3 separate regions of the Homo sapiens genome follow, and regions 1 and 2 are each linked to region 3. The links are chromatin contacts, found by Hi-C or POLR2A ChIA-PET in ENCODE. All regions are on one chromosome and are shown on one strand. The core of a region is the stretch at or near the end of the contact, and the rest is flanking DNA. Distances in the headings are between cores, read along the strand shown. Region 1 holds the start of ODF2 (outer dense fiber of sperm tails 2). Region 2 holds the start of URM1 (ubiquitin related modifier 1). Region 3 holds the start of NTMT1 (N-terminal Xaa-Pro-Lys N-methyltransferase 1).

Evidence for each region. A loop is a pair of places that touch in the nucleus more often than their neighbours do. ChIA-PET counts read pairs that join two places held with the same protein, here RNA polymerase II (POLR2A). Pooled maps may share reads with other maps.
Region 1: a map with no recorded cell type shows a loop between it and region 3 (21-fold over the local background). The contact joins the promoter of ODF2 here to the promoter of NTMT1 in region 3. A Hi-C loop is called at or near these places in 1 of 37 single-sample maps with no recorded cell type and 6 of 50 pooled maps. POLR2A ChIA-PET finds 5 or more read pairs at or near these places in 2 of 52 experiments (B cell and GM12878).
Region 2: a pooled map shows a loop between it and region 3 (5-fold over the local background). The contact joins the promoter of URM1 here to the promoter of NTMT1 in region 3. A Hi-C loop is called at or near these places in 1 of 37 single-sample maps with no recorded cell type and 7 of 50 pooled maps. POLR2A ChIA-PET finds 5 or more read pairs at or near these places in 2 of 52 experiments (CD8-positive, alpha-beta memory T cell and GM12878).

The regions. Positions count from the first base shown.
Region 1 is chr9:128,454,738-128,457,661 of GRCh38, reverse strand. ODF2 (outer dense fiber of sperm tails 2) reads right to left here and starts at 1,656. Exons shown (of 21, transcript NM_001351578.2): 1 at 1,407-1,656. The coding sequence starts at 1,570. RefSeq lists enhancers at 375-1,110, 1,704-1,753, 1,111-1,846, 1,884-1,973, 1,847-2,583 and 1 more and silencers at 504-553, 764-913, 944-1,043, 1,174-1,483.
Region 2 is chr9:128,369,927-128,373,048 of GRCh38, reverse strand. It overlaps URM1 (ubiquitin related modifier 1), which reads right to left and starts at 1,675. Exons shown (of 5, transcript NM_030914.4): 1 at 1,634-1,675. The coding sequence starts at 1,668. RefSeq lists enhancers at 1,477-1,576, 1,640-2,503, 2,504-3,122.
Region 3 is chr9:129,624,739-129,627,827 of GRCh38, reverse strand. It overlaps NTMT1 (N-terminal Xaa-Pro-Lys N-methyltransferase 1), which reads right to left and starts at 1,665. Exons shown (of 4, transcript NM_014064.4): 1 at 1,533-1,665. RefSeq lists a silencer at 1,301-1,540 and an enhancer at 1,154-1,692.

The DNA.
Region 1 (2,924 bases), core at 407-2,906, 1.2 Mb after region 3:
CCAGGAAGCTGTGACATCTGGGGAGGGAAGGAGCGAGGGAGGTAGAGCTAGGATTGTGTATACATTTCGTTCCCCCTTCCCTTTAAAAACGATTTTTAAACGTTTTGGTCCAGACTTTCAGCAAACACAATGAGGAAGCTGGAAGCCTCAGGCGAGCCTGCCCTGGGGACCCCTGGCCACCTTTCCCTGCCCTCCGGCGCAGGCGCCTCCCACATCGGCAATACCTGGGGGAGCCGCCTGAGGATGAGGCAGACATGGCTAGGCATCAAAGCCGCAAAGGTGGGCAATTGGGTCAGCAGGCTCTGCTCAGGGGGACCCAGAGGGGCAGGCTTGTCAATGAGCCTCTCAAGGGGCCCGGCATCAAACGTCCTCTCTGAGGGGAGAAGGGTGGAAGCTTTGGGGTTGGCAGTTGGATGAAAACTTGGGAGGCGCTCCTCTACTGTCCAAGTCGCACAGCAACTGTCCTGCCAAAGTAGGGGGAAATAGTAGAGGCTGAGCGACCTGGGGGCAGAGGGGAGGAAGGGGAGGGGACGGGGCAGAACCGCGAGGGAAAGGACCACCGCGCCCGGGTCCCACGCGGAGGACTGCCGGTGGCTACCGGGGGAAACCTGAGGCGCCGGCGGACGTGCGGAGAGGGCGGGTGAGAACCGCTCGGCCCCAAGTGGGCCCCAGAGGGCCAGAACCGCGCAGGGAGCCGCGGGGATGCTGGGGCGGGGCCGGACAACTGTCTCCTAGGAGAAGGGGCGTTACGGAAGAACAGATGCCCGAGAGGACCAATAGTGTTTAAAGGAGGGAGGCGCGGAGGTTGCACGGGCCCCGGGCGCCCCGCCGCGAGGGAAAACCGAACAGAGTTCTGAGCAGGATAGACGCCGGGCTGGGAGGGGGCGGGCGGGACCCCCCCCCGCCGGGCGAGGGCCCTGGCAAGCCGGAGACGGTGCCCGGGGGACAGCGCTGCCTACGGAGGGCGTACAAGTGACTGCCATGTGGAGGCCCGAGGAGAGGACGAGGCGGTCGGGGCGATGCCGCCGACGGGCAGCAGAGCGAGGGAGAGCCTCTGTCGGCGGAGAGAAGGGACGGCCACCCACCAGCAGGCAGGAGGGTACCGGTTTCTGCCCATAGAGAGAAAGGTGAAGCCCTGCCCGCGGGCGGCAGAGGAGGGGCAGAGCCCCGTGGTAGCCAAGAGAGGAAGGAGGCGGCCGACCGCCCGTTAGCGGGAGGAGGAGAGGCCCCGCGCCGGTGGGCGGGGCGGGGGCCCAGGTTCTGACAGGAGGGGGACGAGCGCAACGCGGCGGGGAACCCAGGACCCGACGGCCCCGCGGGGTCGACCGCGCCGGGGGTGCGAAGGCGACGGTCTCGCCCGCGGTGCCCCGGAGGGCGCTGGATCCCGCCTGCCGGCGGCCTCTCACCAGGAGCGACACGGCTGCGCCCAGAAACGCCGCCTTATGAAGTCGTTGAAGTCGGAGGCCAGGGTCGTGCCATGGAGACGCCGCGGCGGATGCAGTCTGGCTCTGGCAGCGGCTCCTCCCCGCTTCCGCCTCCTTTTCCGACACCCGGTCGGCAGCTCGCCCATTGGCCAGTTCAAACCCCCCCGGGAGCCGCTTGGGTTTCGCCATCGAGGCCCAGCCCCTAGCGTCACAGAGATGCCCCGCCCCGCCAGAAGGGCCGCCCACTTCCGGGCCACGCGTCCCGTCACCAAGGAGACGTGCTACGCGTCCAGCGGGCCTGGCCGGGTCTCGCCCCCCATTCAAGGCCTTTCCCGCTCGGCCCTGTTTCCCCTGCCTTGGATCCTCCCGGATTCCCCTCACTCAAAGGAGCGTACGGTTCCGACGCCCTCCCCTCGGTACCCACCAGGAAACTAGGCTCACAGAGGACCCATGGAACTAGTTATTGGGAGCTGCACACTGCCTCCGAAAATCCAGCCCTGCCCCTAGTCCACTATTAATGCGGAGATGGAGTCGGCTTCTGCGCATTCCCCGGCCTCTCCCCTGCCCACATCGCCTCTGTCTTGGCCCCAACAGGAGAAAGGGTCGGCATTCCCCTTGCTGTTCTGTTCACTACCTTCCTGCACTTTTTTTTTTTTTTTTTTTTTTTTTTTTTTTTTTTTTTTTGAGACAGATTCTTGCTCTGTTGCCCAGGCTGGAGTGCAGTGGCGCGATCTCGGCTCACCGCAACCTCCGCCTCCCGGGTTCACGCCATTCTCCTGCCTGAGCCTCCCGAGTAACTGGGACTACTGGCGCCCGCCACAACGCCCGGCTAATTTTTTTTTGTATTTTTAGTAGAGACGGGGTTTCACCGTGTTGGGCAGGATAGTCTCCATCTCCTGACCTCATGATCCACCCGCCTCGGCCTTCCAAAGTGCTTGTATTACAGGCTTGAGCCTCCGCGCCCGGTCTACTACCCTCCTGCACTCTCTATGCCGCTCTGTGTACAGACCTATTCTGATGAGGTCCTTGCTGGTCCGCCATCTTCTCAATTATGCTTCACTGTCAGCCAGTCAGGGGAGGTCTGTCACGTGGCTCATAATGCCGCCCTGGAATCTGGGAGACCTGAACCACCTCCGGGCCAACTGGGCCACAGTCCCTTGACCTTTCTCCAGTGACCCCGCAGCACCTTAGCCACACAGCTCCAGGGTCACACAAGTGTTTCACCTGCAATCCTAAAGTCAGACTCGCAAACAAAACCTGCTTTTCCGCCTCGCTTTCACAGTATACTGCATACTGAATTTGTTCTGTAATGTCAGGGAGCTCCCCAATCCCTTGATCCATTCATTGTCTCTCTGTTGAATAATTGATAGATTTCCTAATCCTCATTAACCATTTAAGACTGCGGTGGCTCACGCCTGTAGTCCCAGCACTTTGGGAGGCTGAGGCAGGCGGATCACCTAAGGTCAGAAGTTCAAGACCAGACTGCCCAACATAGCGAAA
Region 2 (3,122 bases), core at 426-2,925, 1.3 Mb after region 3:
CCCATCTTCCTCACATGACTTCCCCACTGAGCTAGCACAGTACCTAGCAGAGACATTGTTGATAAACAAAGACCATGTCTGACTCATGAGGATGAAAGGCAAGTTGTCTGCAGATAAATCTTCTTTTTTTTTTTTTTGGTAGAGATGAAGTCTCCCCATGTTGCCAAGGCTGGTCTCGAATTCTTGGGCTCAAGCAGTCCTCCTGCCCAAGCCTCCCAAAGTACTAGGATTACAGGCATGAGCCTCCATGCCTGGCCCAGATAAATCTTAACACAGCAGTCTGTGGCTTCTCTCTTTCCAGCTCTGCTGAGGCCTGTCAAGGAAGCAGGGATCCTCCTAGAATCCCAGGCTTTGGGGAGTGTAGCTGGGCCAAGGGTCAGTGAGGCAAAACAGTGAGGAGTCCAGACCAATACAGTTCTAATTGGATCCAAGCAGCCAGACAATATCAATTAAAATGCACTTAGTCATGAGACTTACCCCCCTTCTAAGGGGCAGAAATGCTGAACGCTGTAGGGCACGGACAGACTTCTATTTATCTTTGTATCCTCAGTGTCTGGCTTGCTGCCCGGCACATGGTAGGCACTCAATAAATGGCTGGTGAATGAACTACCCAATTAAGGGAAAACATGAAAGAAATGGGAGGCATCCAATGAGAAGAAAGGCACTGGGCAGAGGTTTTAGATTCCCATCCCAGACTTTTCCTGTCACATAGACCTTGGCTTATCTACACACACACAGGCACACACACACACCTACCTATTCCACACACACACACACACATCCCTACCTATTTCCTCTTTTCCACGTGATACTGTAAAGTACACCACCCATCTTTCAAGGCCTGTTTCTTTGCCTTCTCTCTAAGCTCTGCAGTTTCCCTCAGCTTTGAAACCATATGACAAACCTGTTTGTAGGAAGCACAAATAGTGCCTTGGGTAGACTTCCTCCCTGCTCTGTGTTTCTTCAGTAACTGGTGTGTGTCCCAATCTCTGCATTTTTCATCTTGTGTATACTATACTGTCCCTGTTAGTTCCCTTCAGTGTGATTTCTTATTTGTCCCCGTGTCTCCACCTGACTCCAGTTCTGCAGAAGGCAATCAGCAAGTTTACTGACTGTCCTGAAGGAGGCTCAGGTCTGTTTACCATCCCCAAGTCTTAGGAAAGAAAAAGAAAAAAGTCCCGCCCTGGCCACTACATCCCACGAGAAACAAGACCTTAATAACAGTGTAAAAAGAAACTGCTGCCCAAAGAATGAAATCAGCGGGTGGAGGGTGGTCCTTCTAGGTTCTAGGAGCTCAGATGCCAAACAGATGGGATTGGTCCGAGATAGGAATGGAAAAGAAGAGAGAGAGGCTGCCTGCTAACAGTCACGACCTCCGACTCCGGCGGAGCACAGGGCACCGAGTGGTACACAGAGAGCATTTCCCTCCCAATGTGCGCCTCTATTTCCGGACAGACGGCCTCACTGCCAAGAGAGACTGGCCTCTCAGACTCTCCTAGGCGGGTAGCGTAGCTCACAGCGGGCACTGGGACACCCAGTGATTCGGCCGTGTCAGGCCCCACGGCAGAAGGAAAGGAATTCTGGGCCCGACGACTTCAATCCATCCCCACGGCGCCCCAGCTCTGTGACTCACCCGAACTCCACCTCCACTGACAAGGGCGCAGCCATGTTGAGGAAGCCGAGCTCGCAGGAAACTCCCCTCAACTTCCGGCGCGCCCGCAAATTTCCGGGCGTCTCCGGGTGCCGCGGACGGAAGAGGCGGTGCCCAGGGATCCAGCTTCGTCAGCTGTTGGAGGAAGTCATCGAGGGGAGGGGAGGGGAGGGGAGGGCAGCGGAGGGAAAGGGGTGGCAGAGGGACTATCACCGGCGCTGTTGGGGCTGTGAATCGGTCTCCTTCCGTCTTTCACCGACTGGGCTCAGAGACCCAGGGTGGGAAGCGCCTTGTACGGGACCACAAGCAGGCGGAGGAGAGCCCCCAGGTTTTTTGCGACGTGACCGTGAGCCACGTAGCTGCTTATCTTGCATGAGTTAGAATCTCTTCAGTCTACACACCGCTTGGGCCAGCCCATCTACTCGTCTGGTTGGAATTATAAATGACTCCCAGATCTTTATTTCCGACCCAGAATCTCTCCTGAGCGGGCGACTCGCTATCCAGCCGCCCCCTTTGCTGTCGATTTGGAAGTCACTCGTTCAACAGCTGTTCATTGCGCCTCCCTGTGCCAGGCATTTTGATCGGTGCTAGTGGTAAAGGGGATGGGCAAGGTTCCTGCCTTTAGGGCACTCACAGTCTAGCGGGGAGACTAACTGTAATCAAATAAGCATACTAAGACATGTACAACCTCAAACTTAAATAAAGGAACTGAAGTTATAGGAACTTCAAAAAGAAAACTGAGTAGACTGGACTTGCTGGGCTCTAAAACCTGAGTAAACTAGGTGGCTGTGAGGGGAGAGAAACCTCTAGGAGCATTCCAGTGAGGAGGACAAAAGGCCCAGAGGCTCTGGGTGAGAACATGCTGGAACATGGAGAGGAAGGTGGAAGTTAGGGAGCCTGACTTTCATCCATCTAGAGAGGGAGCTGCAAAGGTGCTCAGGGGCCAACCCCTGCCTTGTAAGCAGGTAAACATTTCAGTCTCTAGGAGCAGTGGGAGACTACTGAAGGGTTTTGGGAGACAGTGACATTTTAGAATTGTGTTTTAAAATATAATTTCTGGCTGCAATATGGAGAATGATTTGAGGGGAATAAGGAAAGAGACACGGAGACCACTGGAGCCTGTTGCAAAAGCTCAGGGCAGGCCGGGCGCGGCGGCTCAGGGCAGGCCGGGCGCGGCGGCTCACGCCTGTCATCCCAGCAATTTGGGAGGCCGAGGCAGGCGGATCACGAGGTCAAGAGATCAAGACCATCCTGGCCAACATGGCAAAACCCTGTCTTTACTAAAAAAATACAAAAATTAGCTGGATGTGGTGGCGTGCGCCTGTAGTCCCAGCTACTCGGGAGGCTGAGGCAGAAGAATCGCTGGAACCCGGGAGGTGGAGGTTGCAGTGAGCTGACATCGAGCCACTGCACTCCAGCCTGGTGACAGAGCAAGACTCTGTCTCAAAAAAAAAAAAAAGCCCAGGGCAGA
Region 3 (3,089 bases), core at 416-2,915:
AGTTACCTCCACCCTCTAGCAGCCTAGTGGACAGAGTCCATCCTCCCTGGATCTTTGTGGACAGCAGCAGGCCACATGCAAACGGCAGAGTGCTCTAAGAAAAAGAAGGAAGTGAGAAAGGGAGGGAAGAAGACAAAACAGGGGATACATTTAAAAACTAACAAAGGCTCTGATGGAGCCAGATGAACCAGATCTGAATCTTGGCTCTGCACACCTGCTGTGTAAGCACAGACAAGACATTAAACCTCACCATTCCTCAGTTCACCTATAAAATGGAACAGTAATACCGACTTTACAGAAAGGCTGTGATTAAAAGTGCATATGAAAAGCTTAAAGTGCTTTGCACAGTGCCGGGCACATATTCTCTCTTGAGCTTAGAAATCTCTGTCAAATGAGATTCTTGTCAACTCTGCCCACTATGAGGATCAAATGGGAAAACTGCCTTAGAATGCCACAGAAGCTGTATTGGACACACCTAGGGGACTGTTACTGGTATGCTGGGCGGCCAAGCCAGCAGACTCAAACAGCTCTGCAAATCAGCCAGAGTGGGGAGTGAGCTTCCTCTGCCTATAAGCACAGAACCCCCACCGAGATTTTTTAGATGCCATCCTTGTGATCCTAGGGCTTCCGGCCTCCACCAAAACGCTCCATGCATCCTTCCAACCCCCGCACAGTCCTCAGTTTACATAGAGAAAAACCAGCACACTAAAGGAAGTGACGTGTCTTTAAACATACAAACAGGAAGCCGAGAACAGAATTAAGGAGGGAATCCAGGCTCCTTATACCAGCCCTGGTTCCTCCCAGAGGCTCATCCCATCTCACTGGGCAATCATTCTACACACCACAACCACCGGTTACACTGTCCCTCCCCGCTGTCAGGGCCTCTGACACCAGTTGTGGCAATCACTTATAGTACAGAGGAGAAACCAAAGTCCAGAGGGAGAGATCACACAGTTGGTGCGCAGCAAAGTCTGGGCTTTTCGATATGGCAGCCTCCCTGCAGACAGGCTGACCTTGGCCGCAAGGGCTCTCGGGCTGTCTTTTTTGAGCTGCACCTGTGTCGGGCTGGCGCTCGGGTGGCACCCAAGGTTAAATACGACAGCAACTTCTGTGCAGCGGGCACTTAACTGTGCCAGGCTCTGAACTGGGCATTTTACCGATTTTACCGATTCCTCCCATCCATCCTCCAAGTGGGCGCTCTCCATATCCCTGTTTCTCGGAAGGGAAACAGGCTCAGAGAAAGGGATTTGCTGCGGTCTGGGGACCGGGGTGGGGGAGTGCCCTGCCTGGGCTTTGAGTGCCTTGACTTTCCTCCTGTACCCCGACCCATGGACTGCTCCGTAGTCCCTGCCCAGGTCCGGCCCGTAGACCTCTTGGGGACGCGCACGTGAGGCCTGTGCCGGCCCGCGCGCACGCGCCGGGTCACGTGACGAGCCGGGGACCCGGGACCTCAGGGCGCCGAAACAGTTAGGGGTCGCAGCCTCCCCTCTCCCAGCGGCTGCCTACCCTTCGCACCGCCTCGCGCTACTCACTCCGGGCGGGGGCTCCCGGGACCGAGAGAAGAAGATGGGGAAGAGGAAGGGAGGGCGGCGGCGGCGGAGACGCCACAAGCCAACCGCAGCTCCGCCAGACCACGACCAGACGCGACAGCTCGCGGCGCGCGCTGCCTTTGTCCGCCAACGTCACTTCCGGGCGTTTAGGGGCGGGCCCATGGCTGGCTCCACCCCCTCGCTCAGCTCGCCCCTCCCCCGCGCGGGCTCCGGATTTAACTTAACTTCTTTTGAAAAATAATTTAAATTTTTTTTTTTTTTTTTTTGAGATAGAATCTTGCTCTGTCAAGCAGGCTGGAGTGCAGTGGCGCGATCTCGGCTCACCGCAACCTCTGCCTCCCAGGTTCCAGCGATTCTCCTGCGTCAGCCTCCAGAGTACCTGGGACTACAGGCGTGAGCTACCACACCCAGCTAATTTTTGTATTTTTAGTAGAGACGGGTTTTCACCATGTTGGCCAGGCTGGTCTCGAACTCCTGACTTCAAGTGATCCGCCCGCCTCTGCCTTCCGAAGTGTTGGGATTATAGGCGTGAGCCACCGCACCTGGCCTAATTTGACTTCTTTAAAAAAAAAAAATTAGAGACGGGGTCTCACCCTGTTGCTCAGGCTGATCTTGAACTCCTGGCCTCAAGCGAGGCTTCCACCTCGGCCTTCCAGACTGCTGGGATTACATGCGTGAGCCACCGCGCCCAACACAGGTTACAGCTCAAAACTTGACTAAATTGACTTTTGGGAATCTAGAAGGACCTCCCGAACGGAAAAGAGCCGCAGCGTCGCCCTCTCCCCGTCCCCAGCACGTACAACAGTTCGTTTGGAGGCTGCAGGCTGGACTTCTAAAAACGAGTGTGTTGTGCGGGCTTTGAGTAAAAAGGGAAAAAAAAGCCATTGGTCCTCAAATCCACCCATCTCCATTAGCATCTTAAAATAATACCGACCCCCCAAAATAAATAAAATAAAAAGAAATACTCTCGGCAGTGCCATGGGATTCCCACTGAAATGAGCAAAACAAGCCCATGACGTTTCCATTCCAAAAGCGTGGCCCTTCCCTAGGCTCCTCCCATGCAAAGAAATTCTGGAGCTATCTCCGAGGCAGCGGTGATGGAAACGGGAGCTTGCAGGTGGGTAGAGCCTGTTAACATTTCCGAGCTTCAGTCTCCTGTCAGAAGAGGAAGTTGAGCAACGTAATAATTACTCAACTTCTGATGCTCTGAGAGGGTTAAACTTGTGGGACATTGCACGTCAGACCTTCAGCTCAGCACCTGCAGTGGGTTCTCAGGAAATGGAAGCTGTTATAATGACAATATCCATCTTAAGTTCATTTTTCCTATACTATTAATAATATCCTTGTGTTGGCAGGGCACGGTGGTGCACGACTCTAATCCCAGCATTTTGGGAGGCCAAGGCAGGCGGATCACCTGAGGTCAGGAATTTGAGACCAGCCTGGCCAACATGGCAAAACCCCGTCTCTACTAAAAATACAAAATTAGCCAGGGATGGTGGTGCATGCCTGTAGTCCCAGCTACTCTGAGGCTGAGGCAGG